Regions from separate parts of the Homo sapiens genome. Here region 1 is linked to region 2. A link is an interaction called in ENCODE POLR2A ChIA-PET data of the cell type or tissue named here. Cell type or tissue: MCF 10A. All regions are shown on one strand. Links, peaks and the distances in the headings refer to the core of each region. The heading gives the core; the rest is flanking DNA.

What was found. Peaks named below come from ENCODE experiments on the same cell type or tissue, not always from the same donor. Only the 100,000 strongest peaks of a DNase experiment are listed, where the experiment ranks them.
Region 1: POLR2A ChIA-PET joins it to region 2 with 13 read pairs; 8 of 35 experiments call an interaction of 5 or more read pairs at or near these places.

What each region holds. Positions count from the first base shown.
Region 1 is chr7:74,471,760-74,483,552 of GRCh38, forward strand. The region is part of intron 1 of GTF2IRD1 (GTF2I repeat domain containing 1); the gene reads left to right. Among named protein-coding and RNA genes, the nearest start is that of GTF2IRD1, 24 kb to the left of the region's middle. RefSeq lists enhancers at 6,155-6,736, 6,737-7,319, 8,580-8,629, 8,680-8,729, 8,740-8,789. In MCF 10A, for the core only: no CTCF peak of the experiment used is centred there; DNase peaks (open chromatin) are centred at 6,232, 6,552, 7,642, 9,412 and 2 weaker places.
Region 2 is chr7:74,568,561-74,580,353 of GRCh38, forward strand. All of the region lies in intron 22 of GTF2IRD1 (GTF2I repeat domain containing 1), which reads left to right. Among named protein-coding and RNA genes, the nearest start is that of MIR10525, 22 kb to the right of the region's middle. In MCF 10A, for the core only: no CTCF peak of the experiment used is centred there; a DNase peak (open chromatin) is centred at 7,001.

The DNA.
Region 1 (11,793 bases), core at 1,622-9,621, 98 kb before region 2:
AAGGCGGGCAGATCATGAGGTCAGGAGATTGAGACCATCCTGGCCAATGTGGTGAAACTCTGTCTCTACTAAAATTACAAAAATTAGCCAGGCATGGTGGTGGGTGCCTGTAATCCCAGCTGCTCAGGAGGCTGAGGCAGGAGAATTGCTTGAATCCGGGAGGCGGAGTCTGCAGTGAGCCGAGATGGCGCCACTGCTCTCCAGCCTAGGCGACAGAATGAGACTCTGTCTCAACAACAAACAAACAAACAAACAAAACAGAACACTCATAGAACTGTATGTCAGAAAGAATGAATTTTATTGCATGTATATTACACTCCAGGTAAAAAGGGGCCTGGCCTGGAACTGGCCTTTCCAGAGTAACTCCACTTGGAGTTCACCATCTCATTTGTTCTAGTTGGTGCCACCATCCCTTCTACCAATGGTGAGTTTTGGTCTGTCAAGTTGGCCAACCTGAGTTGTGCATAGGGCCGGGGCCAGGTGCTGCAGTGGGGCCCCCCTCTTTCCCTTCCTTGGACATCCTAACCCCTCTTGGGGTTTCCCGAGCTTCTTGGATGGAGGGAGCCATAGAATGTTAGAACTGGAGGGAACCTCAGAATATACTGGCCTCTTCTCTTTTTCAGATGGGGAAACTGAGGCCCAGGGCTGGGAAGACACTTGACTAAGGTTCTAGAGTTACGAGGATCAAGATCTAAAACCACATCTGGCCGGGCACAGTGGCTCACGCCTGTAATCCCAGCACTTTGGGAGGCCGAGGCAGGAGGATCACTTGAGGTCGGGAGTTCGAGAGCAGCCTGGGCAACGTGGTGAAACCCCATCTCTATTAAAAATACAAAAAAAAATTTAGCCAGGCATGGCGGGGGGTGCCTGTAATCCCAGCTACTTGTGAGGCTGAGACATGAGAACTGCTTCAACCCGGGAGGCGGAGATTGCAGTGAGCCGAGATCGCACCACTGCCCTCCAGCCTGGGCAACAAGAGCGAAACTCTGCCTCAGTAAATAAATAAATAAATAATCAATCAATCAATCCACATCCATGACTCTTGGTCTGGGCCTCCTTGCCCTCCTGCAGATGCCTCTGGAGCCTCCCTTGTCTCCTGCTCCTGGTTCGGGAGGCTGGACAGGCCCAAGCTGGCCCCACAGCTGGTGGGAGGCTTTGCTGCAGCGTACCCTGGACAGGGCAGAGTTGGGTAGGGAAGGGAGAGTGGTCAGAGCATCTGCAACACCGCAGCGGAGGAGAGGAGAGAGTGCGGTGAAGGCTGGCAAGTGGTTGATTATGGGGAGCTGTGAGAATGGTTGATGGCCCCCCAGGGACAGACAGGAGAACAGAGCACTGGTTTCTGCTCTTTGGAGCTCCTGACATCACCTGGAGTAACCCCCAAGCCTCATGATGTGTTCAGGTAGATCCCAGCAAATGCAGAATTGGGGTCAGCCTGGTTGGGATGACAACCAGAAGAGCTTCCTAAGGGAAGGACCCCAGGAGAACCTGGTGGGGGCAGGGGAGAGATCTTGGCCGGTGTCCCTTCCCAAGGGAGGAACCCAGTCTCAGGGACGTAGTCCCGCCCCCTGGTTTATTCTGGTATTGCTGTGTCCACCAGCCTGGGGCTGCCAAGAGCTCTGGAAACTTCTGTGAGGTTGGGCGTGGAGGTTGCATGGTGGCAGCTCAGGGCTTTTTTTTTTTTTTGAGAGAGGGTCTTCCTCTGTCGCCCAAGCTGGAGTACAGTGGAACAGTCATAGCTCACTGCAGCCTCAAACTCTTGGCTTCAAGTAATCCTCTCACTTTGGCCTCCCAAAATGTTGGGATTACAGGCATGAGCCACTGCGCACGGCTTTGGGGATTCTTATTGGCTGTGAACCCCGTGATTCATTGCTCCCATTTTCTTGGTTTAGTGCCCACTCCTGCAGATGAGGGGAGGCAGACTGAACCTCCTGGAGTCTGGGGTCTGGGTGGTGAGCCTGCCCACTTCCAGGAACTGTCCATAACCCACCCACCATCCTGGACAGCCCGCAACCTTGGTAGCACAGGACACTTGCCCACTGCCCTATTTTTGGCTCAGAAAACGATATCTTCAGCTGGGTGCAGTGGCTCACGCCGAGCTGGGCGGATCACCTGAGGTCAGGAGTTCGAGACCAGCCTGACCAACTTGATGAAACCCCGTCTGTACTAAAAATACAAAAATTAAGGCTGGGCGCAGTGGCTCACACCTGTAATCCCAGCACTTTGGGAGGCCGAGGCGGGTGGATCACCTGAGGTCAGGAGTTCGAGACCAGGCTGGCCAACGTGGCGAAACCCCATCTCTACTAAAAATACAAAAAAAAAAAACAAACAAAAAAATTAACTGGGCATGCTGATGGGCACCTGTAATCCTATCTATTTGGGAGGCTGAGGCAGGAGAATTGCTTGAACCCGGGAGGTGAGTTCAACCACTGAGCCGAGGTCGTGCCACTGCACTCCAGCCTGGGCAATGAAGTGAGACTCTGTCTCAAAAGAAAACGATATTTTCTTACCTATGGGGTCCCCTCTGGTTTTCAGGACTCACAATGCCTGCAGGAAGCCCACCTCAGGTCTCACTGTAGCCCCCCTGGTGGGGAAACCCCTCTGCCTCTAGCAGGGCAGGCAGAAAAGATGTGTTTGGAATAAATAATGAGCCTATGGGAGAGCCACTCCCATCTTGGTGCAAATATTTGTGTGTGAATCACTCATCTGGACAGTGGGACTGGATTGTGGTTGACAGTGAGCCATGCCTGGGGGGCTGTGCAGGGGACATTGTAGGGGTGCAGGGCCATGTTTACTCCAGATCCCAGCAGACTTCACTTTGAAGCTGGCCCCTGACTCTTTGTGCTGTGTGACCTTGGGCGAGTTGCTCAGCCTTTCTGAGCCTCTACATCCTCATCTGTAAAATGGGGAGAGTACTGTTGTGTTTGTAGTGTTGCTGAGGTGGGTTGCGAGATGCCCATCAGCAGCACAGCTCCTGCCACTGATGGCTGCAACGCAACTGTGATTTCTCAGAAATGTCATCCCAGGCCCAGCTAGCCCTGAGGCCCAGGTGGGGTTTTGAGGGAAAGGGATCTGGCTGGGAGCAGTGGCTCGGGCCTGTAATCCCAACACTTTGGGAGGTTGAGGCGGGAAGACTGCTTGAGTCCAGGAGTTTGAGACCAGCCTTGGCAACATAGCAAAACTCCATCTCTACAAAAAAAATAAAATAAAATAAAATTAGCCAGGTATGGTGGTGTGTGCCTGTAGTCCCAGATACTCAGGAAGGATTTGGGACGATCACTTGAGGCTAAGAGTTTGAGACCAGCCAGGGCAACATAGCAAGACTCCATCTCTACAAAAAATAAAATAAGTAGCTGGACACGATGGCACACACCTTAAGTCCCAGCTACTTGGGAGTCTGAGGCAGAAGGATCACTTGAACCCAGGAGTTGGAGGCTGCAGTGAGCTATGATCACGCCATTGCGATCATAGGCTGGGTGACAGAGCAAGAGACCCTGTCTCTTAAAAAAAGAAAGAAAGAAAAGAAAAATGATACTCAACCCTTGTCCATTGGGCCTGACTCTCACCTCCCACCTCTACTTTGTGAGGAAGGGACAGGGTGTTAATATGTCTTCATTGGAGGGTACTGGGGCCCAGAGAGGGGAAGGAAGTTCTCCAGCATCACACAGCCACTCGAGGCTGAGCCTCCACTAGACCCAGACCTCCTGGGGCCTGGCCTCATGTACGTTCCTGAGACTACAGGGTTTTGGTGAGGGGCTGCCCTGCCATCTGTTGCTGTACCCTAGGGAGGGGAGGGTGTGGCCCGGGCTGGACTCCTCCAAGTTGCTCTGTCCCTGGGTTTTGGAAGGGGAGGGGCCGCTTCATGAAATTGCACCACCTGGCCAAGGCTCGGGCAAGCCCAGGTTGGATGCAGGTGGCCAGGCTTTTCTGACAGGTGAGGGCAGAAGTGGAAGTAATGCAGGTGTTCAGAGAAAGGGCCGGATGTGTGTGCATGCGCACACCCAGCTACAAAACAAGGGGTGCCATTCCTCAGGGACCAGGCCATTAACGTGAGCCACCCGTCTGATGCGTAGTCACCCGCCGGGGTGACGGGGGACTTCCTGGACTCTGCGGCCTGATCCTGCCTGTCTGGTGACATTCCTGATCTGGAGTACACATTGGGCCTGCAGTGGGTGCTTTGGTGTTTGTGGAATGAATGAATGGGCTGGCGGCACCCACTGATGAGCATCTGCCAAGATGTCTGTGTGCGTGGAGGTGGCAGGTGTGGTCCAGGTACCCGATAACGGATAGACACCTGTACAAAACAGCCTCTTCTCCAATGCCTGGTGGTGGTGAGGGATGGGGGTGTGGCTATTTTGCAGTTGGATGGTGTGGACACTTACAAGTCAACTAATCCCGATGCTCTGGACTCCTGTCTGTAAAATGGGATGGCGTAGGTGTGGGCTGGTGGTGCCTGGTGGGTCCCGCCCAAGCCCCAGAGAAGGGGCTGATGGCAGCTAGTTGTTATTTTTATTACTAAATCATGGCTCAGCCCAGCCTGGCCTGGCAAGCCCAAGTTCCTGGTGGATGTCTGCCTCTTCCACGCCCGCTTGGAAGCCTTCTGAACCTCCTTTTTTTTTTTCTTTTGAGACGGAGTCTCACTCTGTCGCCCAGGCTGGAGTGCAGCGGTGCGATCTCGGCTCACTGCAACCTCTGCCTCCCGGGTTCAAGCGATTCTCCTGCCTCAGCCTCCCAAGTAGCTGGGATACAGGTGCACGCCACCAGGCTCGGCTAATTTTTTTATTTTTAGTAGAGATGGGGTTTCACTGTGTTGGCCAGGCTGATCTCAAACTCCTGACCTTAAGTGATCCGCCTGCCTCTGAACCTCCCAGATTTCATCGGTTCCCCACCGTACTCTCCTGCCTCTAGCCTTTGCCCAAGCTGACCTTGGCCCCAGTCTTCCCCACTGAACAGCCACCCAGCCTTTGGGGCCAGTGCTCCTGGGCCGATGCCAGCCATCCATCCTGGATGTGCCCACGCCTGGTCACTCCCCACATGAGGAGCTGATGATCTTTGGTCACCGTTTATAAACTTTAGCTTCTCTTTCCTCACCCAGGAGCTCCAGGGCAAGGAGTGGGCCTGATTCACCCCCGTTCAGGGACTGGGTCCTAACAGGTGTGGTGAAAATGAGCACTTAGTCAGCGTCCCACAGCATCTAAAAGACGGGAACAAGGGCTGAGGATGTGGGTAGGCCCAAGACTGGAAATAGGGAAGCCTCTGGAATGGGGACTAGAAGATGAAAGGGCTCTGGAAGATGGGGCATCCAAGTGTTTAAAGCAAGAACGGGGCTGGGCGTGGTGGATCGCGCCTGTAATCCCAGCACTTTGGGAGGCTGAGGAGGGAGGATCACTTGAGGCCAGGAGTTTGAGACCAGCCTGGCCAACATGGTGAAACCCCATCTCTACTAAAAATACAAAAATTAGCCACACATGCCAGTGCGCACCTGTAATCCCCGCTACTCAAGAGGCTGAGTCAGGAGAATCACTTGAACCTGAGAGACAGAGGTTGCAGTGAGCTAAGATCGCACCAGTGCACTCCAGCCTGGGCGACAGTTTTTTTTTTGTGTCCAAAAAAAAAAGAGGTGCGGGGAGGGCCAGAGGGCATTTGGGGTGGGACGGGGCAGGGCAGGGCTGGGTGACTGGAATGGGGTGACTATAATGAATGCTTTGGAGTAGGTCAGGGCAGGTGGGGAGGCCAGATGCCAGGGGAGGGAGGGGGCATGGGGATCCTTCCATCTGGGGCCAAGGATGGCAAGGCCCTCAGACAACTTCTAGCCCAGGTTCTCCATTGACAGATGGAGAAACTGAGGCCCAGGGAGGGGCAGTGCTAGTGCTGAGGTTTTACATAGCAGGTGGGCTGTTCCCCAGCCCACTGCAGGGCATAGCCTGCCCTGGGACACCTGTCCTCACCCGTTGGCTCAGTGGTTGCAGGGGCATGGGTGGGTAGAGGTCGGGGAGTGAGCCGGCTCAGGCGGGCAGGGCTGGGGGCCCCGTGAGCCAGCGCCCCAGGATTAGATCACCCACGAGTAATGGGCTTTTTTCCGTCCAGCCTTTTCCCGACAAGAAAAGGCCTGATGTTCCTCATCCGTGTTGTTCTGAGAAGGCATGTTTATGTCTGGCAAGCGAAGGGTTCTTGGGAGACAGGATCCCAGGGCCCCCCTGCACTGCCTGGCCCCAGGGGTTGGCACCGCCCCAGAGCTGGTTTCCTCCCACTGTCTCCTGACACCCAGCCCCCACGCTTTTCAGATGCCTGCCTGAGAACAAATAAATACTTCTGCACCATGCACATGAGCTCAGATAAGCCTCCGGGGCTCAGCCAGAACTGGGGGCACCAAATGCCCGGGTTCCCTGACCCCTAGCTGGGTGCCAAGCCTGCATTTCCCACCCAGCACTCCCCAACCGCCCCTTGCGTGGAGGGACAGAGATATACTGTGAGCAACACGGGACCTGATGTCAGGGGTGGACAGCAGCTCGGCGGGTGATGTCAGCTTGAGCAATCGTCCCCGTCATCACTGCTGTTAAGTGAGCGGGCACTTGGTGTCCCCAGGCCCAGCGCCAGGCCCTGTTCACACATTCTCACGTGGGGCTCTCACAGAGCTGAGAGCAGTAGAATTACCATCACCCTTTTGCTCAGTGGGGAGAGGAAAGTTTGAGCATTGTGTGTGTGTGTGTGTGTTTAGAGACAGGGTCTTGCTCTGTCACCCAGGCTGGAGTGCAGTGGTGCGATCATAGCTCACTGTAGCCTAGAACTCTTGGGCTCAAGCGATCCTCCCACCTCATCCTCCTGAGTAGCTGGGATTACAGGCACATGCCACCACGCCCAACTAATTTTTATGCTTTTAGTAGAGATGGGGTTTCACCATGTTGGCCAGGCTGGTCTCAAACTCCTGGCCTCAACTGAACCACCCACCTCAGCCTCCCAAAGTGCTGGGATTATAGGCATGAGCCACCAGCCCCACCTTTTTTTTTGAGATAGGGTCTTGCTGTATTGTCCAGGCTGGAGTGCAGTAGCGTGATCATGGCTCACTGCAACCTCTGCCTCCTGGGCCCAAGCAACCCTCCCACCCCAGCCTCTGGAGTAGCTGGGACTACAGGCACATGCTATCACACTAGGCTAATTAAAAAAAAAAAAATTATAGAGATGGGGTCTCACTATGTTGCCCAGGCTGGTCTCAAACTCCTGGGATCAGAAACCTGGTGGTCATTCCAGGTGCCTCCCTTGGGACCCCCCGTCGCCAGCTCCTGGTCCCAAAGCTCTGCCCCGTCCTCCATCCCCTGCTGCTGTCTGCTTCATGCCTGGCTGTCTCTGGCCTGGGCTGTCGCAGAGACTTGGCAACTCCTGGCTCCCCAACTCCAAGCATGACCCGACAGTTCCTCCGCCGTAGCTTCCTGGGATCCCCCTCACTGCCCACGTCTCACCCCTGCCCCACACCCTGCAGCGAGGCTGACCTTCCGAGATCCTTGGCCTCACCCCAATGGCCACGCTGGTCTCTGCCCACCACTTCCTGCCCTGCCCTGCACACTCCAGCCATGCAGAGCTGGATTTGTTCCCCACCCACCCACCCACTCCCACAGCCTCTGGCCCCGCTCAGGCCCGACCAGGACACGTGGGCGGCCCAGGCTGGCGGTTGGGTTTCCTGGGCAGCCAGTAATTTGGCACTCCTTCAAACAGGTCTTTATTTATTCAGCATTTATTTCTAGGGGAGGTGGGTGCTGCGGTGGGGCAGGGAAGGCGCCTCCCTTGTAGAAGAGCAGGGCCTGGGCACAGTGCCTGTCTCCCCTCCTCACCTGCAAACGCCAACTCCCCTGGGAGGGTCCCGGCAGCTCAGGTGTCACCTCCTCCAGGAAGCCCCACCCTGACTGCCTCACCCGCCGTCCTGGGCTTCTTCCATGCCACTTATTTTTATCTTTCACTGAAGCATAATTTACTTCCAGTAAAGTACATGAGTACATGAATCTTTTTTTTTTTTTTTTTTTTTTGGAGACAGAGTCCTGCTCTGTCATCTAGGCTGGAGTGGCGTGGTCTTGGCTCATTGCAACGTCCCCATCCTGGGTTCAAACAATTCTCCTGTCTCAGCCTCCTGAGTGGCTTATAGGCGCGTCCACCATGCCCAGCTAATTTTTGTATTTTTAGTAGAGACGGGGTTTTGCCATGTTGGCCAGGCTGGTCTCAAACTCCTGACCTCAAGTGATCTGCCCGCCTCGGCCTCCCTAAGTGCTGGGATTACAGTCGTGAGCCATCGCACCCAGCCCAAGTACATAAATCTTAAGCATCCCGTGTGATGAATTTTCCCCCGACTTGTATACTCATGTAACCATCACTCAGCTCAAATCCTTGCACTGTGTTTTAATCTTTTTTTTTTTTCCCAGTAGTCTATTTTTTTGGTCATTTTCCCTGCCAGCCTGGGAATCCTTCAAGGGCAGGAGCACCTGCTGTTGGGCCCTGTGCGGTGTGGGACACAGTGTGAGAGAGTATTGGTGCCTGTGAGCTGGTGGCTGTGTCCCCACCCCTGTGATTGTCCCCACGTGTGTGTGTGACGGAGGCTGTGGCCGTGGGAACATGTGGATCTGTGAGCCTGGCCAGGGGCCCCAGTGCAGGGGCAAGCGCCCCCTCCTCCACTGGAAGAGAGCCTTGTCCGATCCCCCAGCCAAGGGCCTTTGCAGGGAGCCGTGGCCCTGCTGGAGAGTCCCCGCCGGCTGACAGCCCGGAGATTAGTCTCCAAGGCCACAACGCCAGTTGCCATAGGCACGCAGGCCCGCGTCAGGACTGCGATTTCTCATCCTGGTCACGCAGGCAGGCGGCCGCCCCTGCCCGCCTGCCAGGAGCCAGGCTCAGGCTTTAAATAACAAGGGTGGAAACCTGAACCGCGGAGCCGTCTGCCCGGCGGATCCTGGCCTCCCCTCCTGGTAGAGCAGGCATGGGGCGGCCTGGACCCCGCATACTGCCGGCGGCGGCGGAGTCCCTCCGTGCCCGCCCCGGGGGACGGGAGAGAAATGGAGAAACCTGAGTTTGGGGGCTCTCTTTGAGTGCTCCTAGTACCTGATGCACAGCCCGAGCTGAGAGGAGACAGCCCCTTTTCCTAAATCCCGTCCTCCACGTGGAGGAAGGACGCCCTACCTTCCAGAAGCCTAGATGAAGGGCAGATGGGGCTTCGCATGGCCAGGCCTCAGATCGGCTTCCCCCAGCCCCTCCAGGGAAGAGGCAGGCGGCTCCCTCACTTCCCCTTGGAAGGCAGCATGAATCCCTGTACTTCCTGGACTGCCCCTTTGCCCCCGCCTGGGGCCAACTTTCCTGTCATGGGGTGGAGCAGCTGTGTTGGATGGTTGGTTTTGCTTTTTGTTTTGCTCTATTTTTTATTTAAAAGGAAAATTTTTTTAGAAATGAGGTCTTGCTCTATCGCCCAGGCTGGAGTGCAGTGGCGCAATCCCAGTTCGATGCATTCTTGAACTCCTGGGCTCAAGCCATCCTCCCACCTCAGCTTTCTGAGTAGCTGTGACGACAGGCGCGTGCCACCACGCCCGGCTCATATTTTAAATTTTTTGTTAGAGATGGGGTCTTGCGATGTTGCCCAGGCTGGTCTCAAACTCTTGGCCTCAGGCAATCCTCCTGCTTCTCTGGCTCCCAGAGTGTTGGGATTACAGGAGTGAGCCACCACGCCCAGCCTGCTTTTGTTTTTAAAGGATGAGGTTTCTGTTGTTTCTTTCCAAATTGTAAAAGTAATACTTACCTTAGGTGACTTAGAAAATACAGAAAAGTAGAGGGAAGCAAAGTCAGGCATGGATCCCACCCTGAGATGCACGGTCTGGAGTTTGCATCCCGGGCTGCACTGTGTATGCCCCTGAGGTCATCCTGTCCAGTGTTGGAATCAGCCTCTGCTGGGCATCAGGTTGCCTGCACCTACTCCTTGTTTATATGTGGGTGTGTGTATCTGTGGATGTACCAAGTGAAAGCTTTGGGGAAACATCTTTGCATGTAAATCTTTGCATTTGGGATAATTAACTCAGGATTAATTTATAGAATTATAAGTCCTGGAGCGAAGGGTGGGAACAGAGTTAAAATTGAACTTCCTGAAACACGTCACAGCGTCACCAAATCGCTTGGCTGGGAGGACTGTGTGCACCCAGGGCCCTTCTGTGGGGTGGGCCAGGATTTAGTGTGAAACTCATGGCTGCTAGGCTGGGAAGAGCTCGACCACAGGTGTGGGGTTTTGTCTCCAGTGACATTCCCAGCTGGCTCTTGCAGCCCCTGCCCTAGTGACAGCATGGGGTGAGGGGGCCAGAGGAGGCTGGAGGTGGAGCCCTGCCTCTAGGCGGAACTGTACCATCTGTAGTTGCAGGGCAGGATTAAAAAGGGACAGTTTTGCTGTTTGTTTGTTTGTTTTTTTCTGTCATCTGACTGGGTGTCCCAATACCTGATGTCTCCTAAAACTTTTTTTTTTTTTTTTTTTTTTTGAGACGGGCCTCCTTCTGTATCCCAGGCTGGAGTGCAGTGATGCAATCTCGGCTCACTGCAGCCTCAACCTCATGGGATCAAGTGATCCTCCTGCCTTAGCCTCCCGAGTAGCTGGGACGACAGGCATGTGCCACCACACATGGCTAAATTTTAAATTTTTTGTAGAGTCAGGGTCTCTCTGTGTTGTCCAGGCTGGTCTCAAATTTCTGGGCTCAAGTGGTCCTCCTGCCTCAGCCTCCCAAAGTGCTGGGATTACGGGTGCGAGCCACTGTTTCTGGCCTTATGCACACTTTTCATTGAGAACAAAGTTATTTGTTGTAAGAGAAACACCTTGATAACTGTTCACACACTAAACTACCCAGGTAACCAGCACCCAGATCAAGAAACAGCATTGACAAGCCCCTCTCACCCCCTTCCAGTTACTACCACTCTCCCTGACCCACCACGATAACCGCCGTTCCATCTCCTGGCTTCAGAATGTGGCCTCCTTTTGAACCTTACATAAATGGAATTCTACCATGTGACCTCAGATTCTTTCATCATCCTTGCGAGATTCCACCGTGGTGTTGCGTGTCTTTGTGGTTTGCTCATACGTCTGATGCCTTTTCCAATAGACGGGGCACCCAGGAGGAGTCAGTGGAAACACATGTACCGTGGAAACAGATCAGGTCTTGCGCTGAAATTCGGATACCTCTGAATTACTGCCCATCGTCAAAGAAATAAAGTTTATTTCCCTAAAGGATGTTTTGTGGTGAATAGGAAAGAATTTGCAATCAGCGTAGCTGTTAAGCCCACAGGAGAGCAAGTTGTATTATGTTGTGAGCCTGGGTTGGGTGTGCAGAGATCTGGGGTTCAGTCTGACGCCTCTGGGCCGTGGTTTCCCTAGATGGACATGCAGGTGGTTAGATGAGGGGCCCATCTAGCTCAGTGCTGTGATGCTAAGCATATACTTCTCAGTGCTAAGAGGTTGTTTTCCAAAGTGTTTGAAGTTTGCTCTTAAGATCTTATTTAGGCCGGTCACAGTGGCTCATTCCTGTAATCCCAGCACTTTGGGAGACTGAGGCAGGATTGCTTGAGCCCAAGAATTTGAGCCCAGCCTGGGCAACATAGCAAGGCCCCATCTCTAAAAAAAAAAAAATTTTTTTTTTAATTAGCTGGGCATGGTGGCATGTGTCTGCAGTTCCAGCTACTTGCGAGGCTGAGGGAAAGAATCGCTTGAGCCCAGGAATTTGAGGCTGCAATGAGCTATGATTGCAGCACTGCACTCCAGGCTGGGTGGCAGAACAAGACTGTCTCTACAAAAAA
Region 2 (11,793 bases), core at 2,634-10,633:
TGGCGTGAACCCGGGAGGCGGAACTTGCAGTGAGCCGAGATTGTGCCACTGCACTCCAGCCTGTGCGACAGAGCGAGACTCTGTCTCAAAAAAGAAGAAGAAGAAGAAGAAAAAGAAAGAAACAGGATGGGTGGAAGAGGGTTGCTGAATGCTCATGCAAGCTCCTCTCTGCCTGCTCCTTCTCTCAGGGAGGGACAGGGGAGGGTGATGAGTCAGTGGACTAAATGTCCCCATGGGGATGAAGGACAGTTGGGGTCAGGTTTCTAGAGGGAGGGCTGGAAGGAGGGAAGGAGATGGCCAGAGAAGGATGTGGGACACAGAGGTGCCGCCATGGATCACCAAGAGGTTCAGGACTGGCCAGAGGGAGGAGAAGAGGTCAAGGTACGTGTGGGGCACTTGGATGACGCATCTGTGCCTGCACACAGCTGAAATCCCCAGGAAATAAGACGGGAGCAGGGTGGGTTTCTGCAGCCGAGGTGAGACCAAAATGCCAGCTCACTGCCACCCTCAGTAAAGACTAACTTGCCCTTTCCCCCAACTCCCCTCCCAGAAGTAGCTCACTCTCCTCTGCCTGCCACACATCGGGGGGTCAGGGAAAGCTCCCCCTCCCTGAGGAGCTGGTGTTCCCTAGGCCAGGGGCCAGTCCCTGCAGAGATTAGGAGCTGGGAAATCCCCTCCTCCCATCCCGCACGTCCACGCGTGCCAGACCCTGTGCTGTGGGCTTTTCACACACAGCCTCTTAGACGCTTAGCCTGTGAGGTGGGTGCTGTTGTCCTTCCTTCCCATTTTGTAACTGAGCAAACAGCCTGAAACAGACAAAAATCAGGTAGTTAGCATGAGGCCAAAGCCACTCCCTGGTCTATGCTGTTCTGCGGCCTGAGCCTGGGGTGGCCAGGTGGGGTTGTGCAGTGAGGGGGGGATGGAGAATAGCCCCCAAAAATGCTGCCGGAATGGTAAAGGGCCTAGCCTGCAAAGCTAGTAACTTGAGCTTTATTTTGTGGCACTGGCGGTTTTTCCAGTCATTGTAATGATACGATCAGATTTGCGCTGTCTTCAGGTTACCATGGTAACCATATTTCCACCCACCAAGGGTGGATTAGAGAAGGCAAAACTAGGGCAGAGAAGCCAGGGAGTGTTGAGAAGGTCTGAACCCAGGCAGTGGGCAGCTGGGCCCCACGATGGATGGGGTTAGGATCTAGAGGCAGCAGCAGGGTGTGAAGAGGGCGGAAGGTTCCGGAAGGGTGATGGTGGTGCTCGTCTCTAAGGCTGGGTCTGTGGGCTTGTGAGACACATCCAGGGGCCCATAGTGAAACCTGAGTGGTATTTAGTGCAGGCAGGGTGGCAGGCAGGCTGGGGGCCTCTCAGAAGCGTGGAGCTGGCAGAGAGAGACCTGCCCGGGGCATCGGAGGAAAGGGCGACTGTGCAGGAACAGAGTAGACGAGGTGGGGGAACCTTTGGGTAAGAAGAGCTGAGTCAGGAGCATTGAGGCAGCGGTTTTCAAACCTCAGAAGCAACAGCAGGGCCGGGCGCGGTGGCTCAGCCTGTAATCCCAGGACTTTGGGAGGCTGAGGCGGGTAGATCACCTGAGGTCGGGAGTTCGAAACCAGCCTGGCCAACATGGTGAGACCCTGTCTCCACCAAAAAATACAAAAATTAGCCAGGCATGGTGGCGGACGCCTGTAATCCCAGCTACTCGGGAGCTTGAGGCAGGAGAATCGCTTGAACCTGAGACGCAGAGGTTGCAATGAGCTGAGATCACACCACTGCACTCCAGCCTGGGTGACAGAGCAAGACTCTGTCTCAAAAAAAAAAAAAAAGCCAGACACAGTGGCTCATTGCCTGTAATCCCAGCACTTCGGGAGGCCAAGGCAGGAGGATTGCTTGAAGCCAGGAGACCAGCCTGGGCAACATAGTGAGACCCTGTCTCTACAAAAAATGAAAACATTGAGCCAGTGTTGTGGCACACATCTGTAGTCTCAGGTACTCGGGAGGCTGAGGAGGGAGGATCGCTTGAGCCCAGGAAGTCAAAGCTGCAGTAAGCTGTGATCACACCACTGCACTCTAGCCTGCGAGACAGAATGAGACCTTGTCTTTCAAAAAAAAATTCTAGAATTGTTCTTGAATAGCAGTGGTTAACGTTTTTTAAAAGCTTTGGAAGGTAGTGAACTCCCCGTCACTGGAGGCATTTAAGCAGAGGTTGAGCTGCCACTCACTAGAGAGGCCGCTTCCTATAGGGCTTGCTGCAGGAGAGGAGAAAGGGACAAGAGAGCCCTGCCGGTTTTGGAGGGGCTGTGGGGAGGACTAAAACCAAGGAGGGGCCCCTCTACCCACCAAATCCACTTCTCTTTGCTGCCCCGCCACCAGCTCCCCACAGCTCCTCCCTGCGTATGGGCCCAGCCACCCTTCTCCAGTTCCCTTTTGGGCAAACACGAGGGCTCTCCCCGGACCCAGGCCAGCTTCCGCTCCTTTTAGTTCTCCTCTCACCCTGGGGGTACAGCAGTCCCTGCCAGCTTGAGGGGACTGTGGGAAGGCAGCGCCCCACCTCTCCTTCCCCAGAGCAGGGGCTCCAGACCCCAGGGATGTGGCAGAGCTGCCAACTTCCTGTGTGACTCCAGCAAGTCAGGCTTGCCTACCTGGGCCTCAGTTTCCCTACTTGTAAAATGAGAAGAATTGCCCACGCCACGTCTGCCTCCCCTGGGGCCACCCTGGAGTGCATGACCAGGTGAGAAGGAGGGATGGGCTGTCATGAGTGGGAGGTGGTGAGGCAGAGAGACTGGCCAGGATGGAGCGGGGACAGCCTGGGAGGCCTGGCTTTGCAGCATGGACAGGGCCCTTCAGGCCTGGCCCTGGTAAGCTCTTCTGCTGACGTCCCCATAGCGGAGGAACCCGTACAGCCCCACTGGTCGGGGCCAAGCTCTTGGTGGGCTCCAGTTTTATCTAGGACATCCCCACATCGTCTCCTCTGTAAACGTTCCACTTTCATCTCAGTTTAAGGAACTATGTCAAATTACATGCTGCTAGCTGGGCACAGTGGCTCACGCCTGTAATCCCAGCACTTTGGGAGGCCAAGGCAGGAGGGTCACTTGCATCCAGGAGTTCGAAACCAGCCTGGGAAACATAAAGAGATCCTGTCTCGACAAAAAATAAAAAATTAGCCAGGCATGGTGGCGTGTGCCTATAGTCCCAGCTACTCAGGAGGCTGAGGTGGGAGGATCCCTTGACCCTGGGAGTTGGAGGCTGTAGTGGGCTATGATTTTGTCATTGTACTCCAGCCTGGGCAACAGAGTGAGACCTTGTCTCAAAAAAAAAAAATTACATGCCACCGAGGAAGATCATTCCACTTACACTCACCTCTCACCCCCACCAGAATTGTTTGAGGCCCATTTTGAGAAGCTCAGCTGTGGGTGAAATGCCTGCCAGGCACAGGGCTGTGATCCCTTTTCAGGGGGTACAAGTGGAGAAAAGCCAGAAGCCTCAAATACAGTAGCACCACTTGTCATTGTCCTCTTTGATCTCCTGCTAAGCCTCTCTCTTCTGTGGGGTCTCCTGTCACCCAGTGGGTGCTATGGTGGGATGGGCTTCCTGGAGAGGATGACCTGAGCCAGGCCTGGATGCTAGTGTAGGACTGACCTCTGCAGAGGGTACTGGGGTGGACATGGGGAGGGACTGAAGAGCGGCAGGCACAGGAACAGGTCCCTTTTTGCCTTCTCAGGAAGAAGTACCATCACTTCTGAGCTGTGTGATCTTGGATAAGTTAACCTACTATCTCTGATCTTGGATAAGTTAACTTGCTATCTCTGATCTTGGATAAGTTAACTTGCTACCTGTGATCTTGGATAAGTTAACTTACCATCTCTGATCTAGATAAGTCAACTTACTATCTCTGATCTTGGATAAGTTAACTTGCTTGTCTCTGATTTTAGATAAGTTAACTTACTGTCTTTGATCTTGGATGAGTTAACTGTCTTTGGGTCTCCATTTCTTTGACGTGATACAGAACAAGGACATCCTCCATGATCCTCCCTTCTGCTGCCCAAGACTTGAGAGTCATTTCCTTGTCGCCAATCACACACAGGCACACACCCTCTGGCCCCTGCCTCCCTCTCTCAGCCTTCCCCACCCCCTCTCTACCCTTCCAACTCTGTCTTGAGCTCTTGAAAGCTCAAAATAAAGCCACCCTTTCTCAAGTTTCTAAAGATATCACAATTCCAGCGCCAGCCACATGTTTCTCCACTGAATTATCTCTGCTTGTCTTTGTTAATTAGGGTTCAGTAATGATCTCCCTTCTGCCTTCCCAGGGAGAGCTGGCATCTGCGGGGCGGGGCTTGGAGGCCTTTGTGGGCAGACGAGACGCCCTACTGCCGGGCCCAGAGTTGGCCCGACGCCTCCTTTCTTCTGAAGTGGCAGAGTGGGCCATGAAATGATGGCATGTTGGGGAGACCCTGCCCTTTTCTGGCTGGTGGGGACTTAGCTGGGGTCATTGCAACACCATTCTGCCCCCCAACCTTCCACACGTCGGGGAAGGGAACTCCAAGGTTTTTAGCCTTTATTAGATGGGCTTCCAGGCTGGGTGCGGTTGCTTACACTTGTCATCCCAGCACTGTGGGAAGTTGAGGCAGGCGGATTGCTTGAGCAATCCTGGAGTTCGAGACCAGCCTGGGCAACATGGCAAAATCCCATCTTGACAAAAAATGAGCCAGGCATGAGGGCACATGCCTGTAGTCCCAGCTACTCAGGAGGTTAAGGCAAGAGGCTCACTTGAGCCCAGGAGGTTGAGGCTGTGGTGAGCCGTGATCGTGCCACTGCCCACCAGCCTGGGCAACAGAGCAAGACCTTCTCTCAAAAAAAAAAAAAACGATTAAAATTTAAAATAGACAGGGGCTTTCCGGACCCGAAAGGGAGCAGGGTTGGGGGCGCCTTTAGAGTCTTTTGCAACATCCCAGAAAGCCTCCCAGAAACCCTTTCCCCAGCGAAGACCACCCAAGCTGACAAGAGCAACCAGCACCTTTATTTGGGCTGGAATGAGATCAGCACCGAGGGGTCGCCAGGCACCTTGTGCAGAACAGAAGCTGATGCGTGTGTCTGAGCCATAGAAGTAGAGCAGGGGCAGGGTGGTAACCATGGCTCAGCACATGTGGTTTACTGGGTGTACCCGATCCTTCCAGCCTTGTGGGGAGGGGTGTGGGGACAAAAGAGGAGGGAGGTGGAGGTTGGGGGCCATGCAGGCCTAGCCCTCTAAGAACCTTCGTGTCATGGAGAGGGCTCAGCACCACCCACAGCAGACTTCGTGTGGCCCCAACAGAGGCCTTGGGGGCGCAGGTGCAGTCACTCATTTGTGCACAGGCCCAGGTGTCTCACTGGGGCCAGCACTGTGCCAGATACTGGTCTTTTATTATTATTTCATTATTCTTTTTGTTTGTTTCTGTTTTGTTTTGTCTTTGAGACAGAGTTGCGCTCTTATTGCCCAGGCTGGAGTGCAGCAGTGCAATCTCAGCTCACTGCAACCTCCGCCTCCCGGGTTCAAGCAATTCTCCTGCCTTAGCCTCCTGAGCATCTGGGATTACAGGCATGCACCACCACACCAAGCTAATTTTTTTTTTTTTTTTTTTTTTTGTATTTTTAGTAGAGACTGGATTTCACCATGTTGGCCAGGCTGGTCTCGAACTCCTGACCTCAGGTGATCCACCTGCCTCGACCTCCCAAAGTGCCGGGATTACTGGTGTGAGCCACTGAGCCCGGCCTCATTATTCTTATTTAATATTTTTGTAGGACAGCATCTTGCTTCATTGCCCAGGCTGGTCTAGAACTCCTGGCTTCAAGGGATCTCACCGCCTTGGTTTCCCAAAGTGCTGGGATTACAGGCGTGAGCCACTACACCGGGCCTAGATACTGGAATTTTTTTTTTTTTTTTTTTTTAAGGCAGGGTCTCTCTCTGTCACTCAGGCTGGAGTGCAGTAGCACGATCACGGCTCACTGCATCCTCGACCTCCCTAAGCTCAAGTGATCCTCCTGCCTCAGCCTCCCAAGTAGCTGGGACTGGAGGCGTGCACCACCGTGCCAGGCTAATTTTTGTATTTTTTTGTAGAGACGGGGTTTTGCCATGTTTCCCAGGCTGGTCTGGAACTCCTGGGCTCAAGTAATCCACACACCTCTAACTTCCAAAGTACTGGGATTACAGATGTGAGCCACCGTGCCCGGCCTATGCTGGACTTTTAATCAACACTGATTAAAAAAAAAAAAAAACCCGGCTGAGTGCAGTGGTTCACGTCTGTAATCCCAGCACTTCGGGAGGCTGAGGTGGGCGGATCACCTAAGGTCAGGAGTTTGAGACCAGCCTGGCTAACATGGTGAAACTCCGTTTCTACTAAAAATACAAAAAATTAGCCCAGCATCATGACACACACCTATAATCCCAGCTACTTGGGAGGCTGAGGCAGGAGAATCGCTTGAACCCGGGAGGTGGAAGTTGCAGTGAGCCGAGATTGCGCCATTGCGCTCCAGCTTGGGCAACAAGAGCGAAACTCCGTCTCAAAATACAAAAAAACAAAAAAAACCCAGCCTCACGGAGCCTACATGGTGGGGCGGGGGGATAAACAGAAAATCTGCAAAGCGTAAACCATGGGAGCAATTGTATTTATTTTTAGGAGATTGCAACATTATTTAGGTGATGACCAGAAGGAGGCCTTAGTTTTAAAGGCCTGAAGGGGCAGCAGGGAACAGCATTGCAGGCAGAGAGAACAGCAGCTGCAAAGCCCCTGAGGTCACCTGCCAAGGTATCAGAGGAAGGTCAGGGGAAGTGAGAGATGAGATGGAGATGGACAGGGAAGATGGTACATGGCCAGATAAGGATTTTGACTTTTGCTCAGAGTGAGCTTAGAGTCGGTGCAGTTCTGAGCAGAGGGTAACAGGATCCAGCTTGTTTTAACAGAATCCCTCTGGTTGCTGGCTTGAGGACAGACAAGGGTGGAGAGACATAAGGAGGTTGTAATAATCCAGGCGACGCCTGTGGCGGCAGTGGGGTGGTGAGTCACCCACTCTTAGGTGAGTTGGCTGAAGCCAACAGAATGTGCTGATATAAGCTGTGAGAAAATGAGGAGCTGACTTTGACTTCAGAGGTTCAGGCTGAACTTGGGGAAGGACGGAGGTGCTGTGGGTGGAGACAGGGAAGATGCAGGAGAAGCTGGTGGGGCAGGAGGTGGCGGATCAGGCGTGTTCAATCTGGGGTCTCATCCAGTCGAAGTTGGAAGCAAGTTGGGGCTCAGGGGAGCAGTCCAGGCTTGAGATATGATTTGGGGAATCATGAATTTATAACTGGTATTTCAAGCCTTAAAACAGGCCGGGTCCAGTGGCTCACGCCAGCACTCTGGAAGGCTGAGACAGAAGGGTCACTTGAGCCCAGGAGTTCGAGACAAGCCTGGGCAACATAGCAAGACCCCATCTCTAAAAAAAAAAAAATAGCTGCACGTAGTGCACACCTGTGGTCCCAGCTACTAGGGAGGCTGAGGTGGGAGGATGACTTGAGCTCAGGAGGTCAGGCTGCAGTGAGCCACGATTGTGCCACTGAACTCCAGCGTGGGAAACAGAGTGAGACCCTGTCTCAAAAAAATAAATAAATTACCTAAACGTAGTGGCTTCAAACAACACAAATTTATTGCCTTACAGTTTTGGAGATCAGAAGTCTGAAATGAGTCTTCCAAGGCTAATGTCAAGGTGTCAGGGGCCAGGTGCAGTGGCTCACGACTGTAATCCTAGCACTTCGGGAGGCTGAGGCGGGCGAATCACTTGAGATCAGGAGTTCGAGACCAGCCTGGCCAACGTGGTAAAACCCCATCTCTACTAAAAATACAAAAATTAGCCAGGTGTGGTGGTGCGCACTTGTAATCCCAGCTACTCGGGAGGCTGAGGCAAGAGAATCCCTTGAACCCAGGAGGCGGAGTTTGCAGTGAGCTGAGATCGTGCCATTGCACTCCAGCCTGGGCTACAAGAAAAAAAAAAAAAAAAGATGTCAGCAGGGCTGATCCTTCTGGAGGCTCTAGGGGAAAATCTATTTCCTTGTCTTTTTTTTTTTTTTTTTTTTTTTTTTTTTTTTGAGACAGAGTCTTCAGGCTGGAGTGCAGTGGCGCGATCTCAGCTCACTGCAACCTCCGCCTTCCAGGTTCAAGCAATTCTCCTGCCTCAGCTTCCTGAGTAGCTGGGATTACAGGCATATGCCAACATGCCCGGCTAATTTTTGTATTTGTAGTAGAGACAGGGTTTCACCATGTTGCCCAGGCTGGTCTCAAACTCCTGACCTCAAGTGATCTGCCCACTTTGGCCTTCCAAAGTGCTGGGATTACAGGTGTGAGCCACTGAGCACGGCCCCCTGTTTTAAGGATTAAATGAATGAATCCATGCAAAGATCAAAGAGCAGTGCCTGGCACAGAAGAGCTCAGATTCTCTGAGTTACCAAGTGCCCGTGATGGGTTGGGCATTTTTTTTATTTGTTTGTTTGTTTTGAGATGGAGTCTTGCTCTGTCGCCCAGGCTGGAGTGCAGTGGCGCAATCTCGGCTCACTGCAAGCTCTGCCTCCTGAGTTCAAGCAATTCTCCTGCCTCAGCCTCCTGAGTAGCTGTGACTACAAGCGTGCACCACCTATCCCAGCTAATTTTTTGTATTTTTAGTAGAGACGGGATTTCGCCATGTTGGCCAGACTAGTCTTGAACTCCTGGCCTCAAGCGATCCACCCGCCTCAGCCTCCCAAAGTGGTGGGATTACAGGCGTGAGCCACCGCGCCCAGCTGGGTTCAGTAATTCTTAGCATATTGCCAATTTTCCCTGCTTTCTCTCTCACACACACGCGCACACACATAATTTCTCTTTCTTTTTCTCTATTTGAAGTAAGGTGCAAACATCTTGACTCTTCGTGCCTAAATGTTTCAATGCACATCTCCTAAGAAAACACTGTTATCTTACATACTCACAATAGCATCATCGTACTTATACAACTTAATAATTCCCTGTCATCTAATACATGGTCTTTATTCAAATTTCCAAAACTGTCTTCTATGCCTGTTCTCCTCCATGATATAATCATTTTTCACTGGTTGATTTCTTTTTTAATTTTTTTTTTTTTTAAAGACAGTCTCCCTCTTGCCCAGGCAGGAGTGCAGTGGCACAGTCATAGCTTACTGCAGCCTGGACCTTCTAGGCTCAAACCATCCTTACCACCTCAGCCCCTCGAGTGGCTAGGACTACAAGCACACGTGCTACCATGCCCAGCTCATATTTTATTTTTTACTTTTGTAGAGATAGGCTGGAGTGCAGTGACACTATCACATAGCTCACTGTAACCTCCAACTCCTGGGCTCAAACAATCCTCCCGCATCAGCCTCCCAAGTAGCTGGGACTATAGCTGGGTGCCACTGTACCAGCTACTTTTAAATTTTTTGTAGACAGAGTCTCTCTATGTTACCCAAGGCTGGTCTCCAACTCCTGCCCTCAAGTGATCCTCCTGTCTCGGCCTCCCAAAGTGCTGAGATTATAGGTGTGAGCCACCACGCCAGGCTCACGGGTTAATTTTTTAAAAATTATTTTATTGCATGTAATGTTTGCCTAAACAAAAATTATTTCATTTTGCTTATAATTTTACTTTCTTTTTTTTGAGACGGAGTCTCGCACTGTCGCCCAGGCTGGAGTGAAGTAGTGTGATCTTGGCTCACTGCAACCTCCACCTCCCAGGTTCAAGTGATTCTCCTGCCTCACTCAGCCTTCCGAGTAGCTGGGACTATAGGTGCCCGCCACCACGCCCAGCTAATTTTTTGTAGAGACGGGGTTTCACTGTGTTAGCCAGGATGGTCTCCATCTCCTGACCTCACGATCCACCCGCCTCAGCCTCCCAAAATGCTGGGATTACAGGCATGAGCCACCGCGCCCAGCCTATAATTTTACTTTTATGACAAAGGCGTGTTATTGAATAGAGTCTGGGACTTGCTGTTTTCCACTTAGCTTTGGTTGACATAATGCTGAAGTGTGTAGCTGTAGCTTCTTAGTTCTCATGGCTCTATAATCTTCCATTGAGTGGAATTTTACCATGATGCAATTCCTCTCTCTCCCCTCCTTGGGGATTGGGCTGCTTCCATTGTTTTGCTGTTACTAAGAATGCAATTAACACTTATAGCCGGGCACGATGGCTCATGTCTGTAAACCCAGCACTGTGGCAGGCCACGACGGGAGGATCCCTTGAGCTCAGGAGTTTGAGACCAGCCTGGGCAACATGGCAAGACCCCATCTCTACTAAAAATACAAAAAAATTAGCCAGGCATGGTGGCATGCTTGCTATTCAAGAGGCTGAGGCGGGAGGATCGCTTCAGCCCAGGAGGCAGAGGTTGCAGTGAGCTGAGATCATGCCACTGCACTCCAGCCTGGGCAACAGAGCGAGATCCTGTCTCAAAAAAAAAAAAAAAGCAGAGGAGGAGAAGCATAGATCCGTTAAAAAGTTTAAGGCCCAGCCTGGTGACTCGCCCCTGTAATCCCAACACTTTGGGAGGCTGAGGCGGAAGAATTGCTTGAAGCCAGGAGTTTGAGATCAACCTGGGCAACATAGCAAGATCCTGTCTCTACAAAAATGTTAAAATTAGCCAGACGTGGTGGTATGCACCTGTAGGCCCATGTACTCAGGAGACTGCGGCAGGAGGATGAGGTCAAGGCTGCAGTGAGCTAGGATCGCACTACTGCATGGGTGACAAAATGAGACTACATCTCTAAAAAAAAATTTTTTTTGAAAAGGAAGAGGAAGAAGGCCAGGCGCAGTGGCTCATGCCCGTAATCCCAGCACTTTGGGAGACCGAGGCAGGCGGATCACCTGAGGTCAGGAGTTCAAGACCAGCCTGACCAACATGATGAAACCCCGTCTCTACTAAAAATACAAAAATTAGCCAAGCGTGGTGGCTCGTGCCGGTAGTCTCAGCTACTTAGGAGGCTAAGGCAGGAGAATTGCTGGAACCTGGGAGGCGGAGGTTGCAGTGAGCCCAGATCACGCCACCGCACTCCACCCTGAGCGACAGAGCAAGACTCCATCTTAAGAAAAAAAAAAAAAAAACTACAGTTCCCTTTGTAAAATGGGTTTTTGGTAGAGACAGTGTCTTGCTGTCATTCCGGCTAGAGTCCAGTAGCTGGGACTACAGGTGTGGGCCACCATGCCCAGCTAATTTTTCCATTTTTATAGAGATGGGATCTTGCTATGTTGCCCAGGCTACATTTTTTTTTAAATCATGAGTTTTTGAAGGAAATTGGATAGGGCAGGCTGTGGTAGGGGATGGATTGGACAAGCCCCTGCTTGAATGCCTGCATACAGTGGGGAAAAGGGGGATCAAAATGGGTCAAGCCTTAAGGGTCCCTCCTGCACGCAGTGTCCAGGTGCAGGTCTGGGATGGCAGAAGAACCACAGGCTCATGAGCACTGGCCTGGGCACAGGTCCACAGGTCTCTGCCCCGCTGCAGCTTGGCCCTCCTCTCTCCAGGCCTCAGTTATCTCATCCATGAAATGGAGCTGATGGAATTCCTGCTAAACCTGTGCGCAGGCCCTACAAGGGGTTAAAAGCTGAACCTGAATGTAGCTTTTTTATTTTTTCGAGACCGGGTCTCACTCTGTCACCCAGGCTGGAATGCAGTGGTGCAATCGCTGCAGCCGTGAACTCTGCCCGGGCCTGGCAGGGAGTTGGGGCTCTGTGAAGTGGTTCAGGAGGGGAGAGAAGGACCATTATCCCACGCTTCTGCTACAGATCGCAGTCTCTCCCCTCTAAACCGCCCTTGCCCTT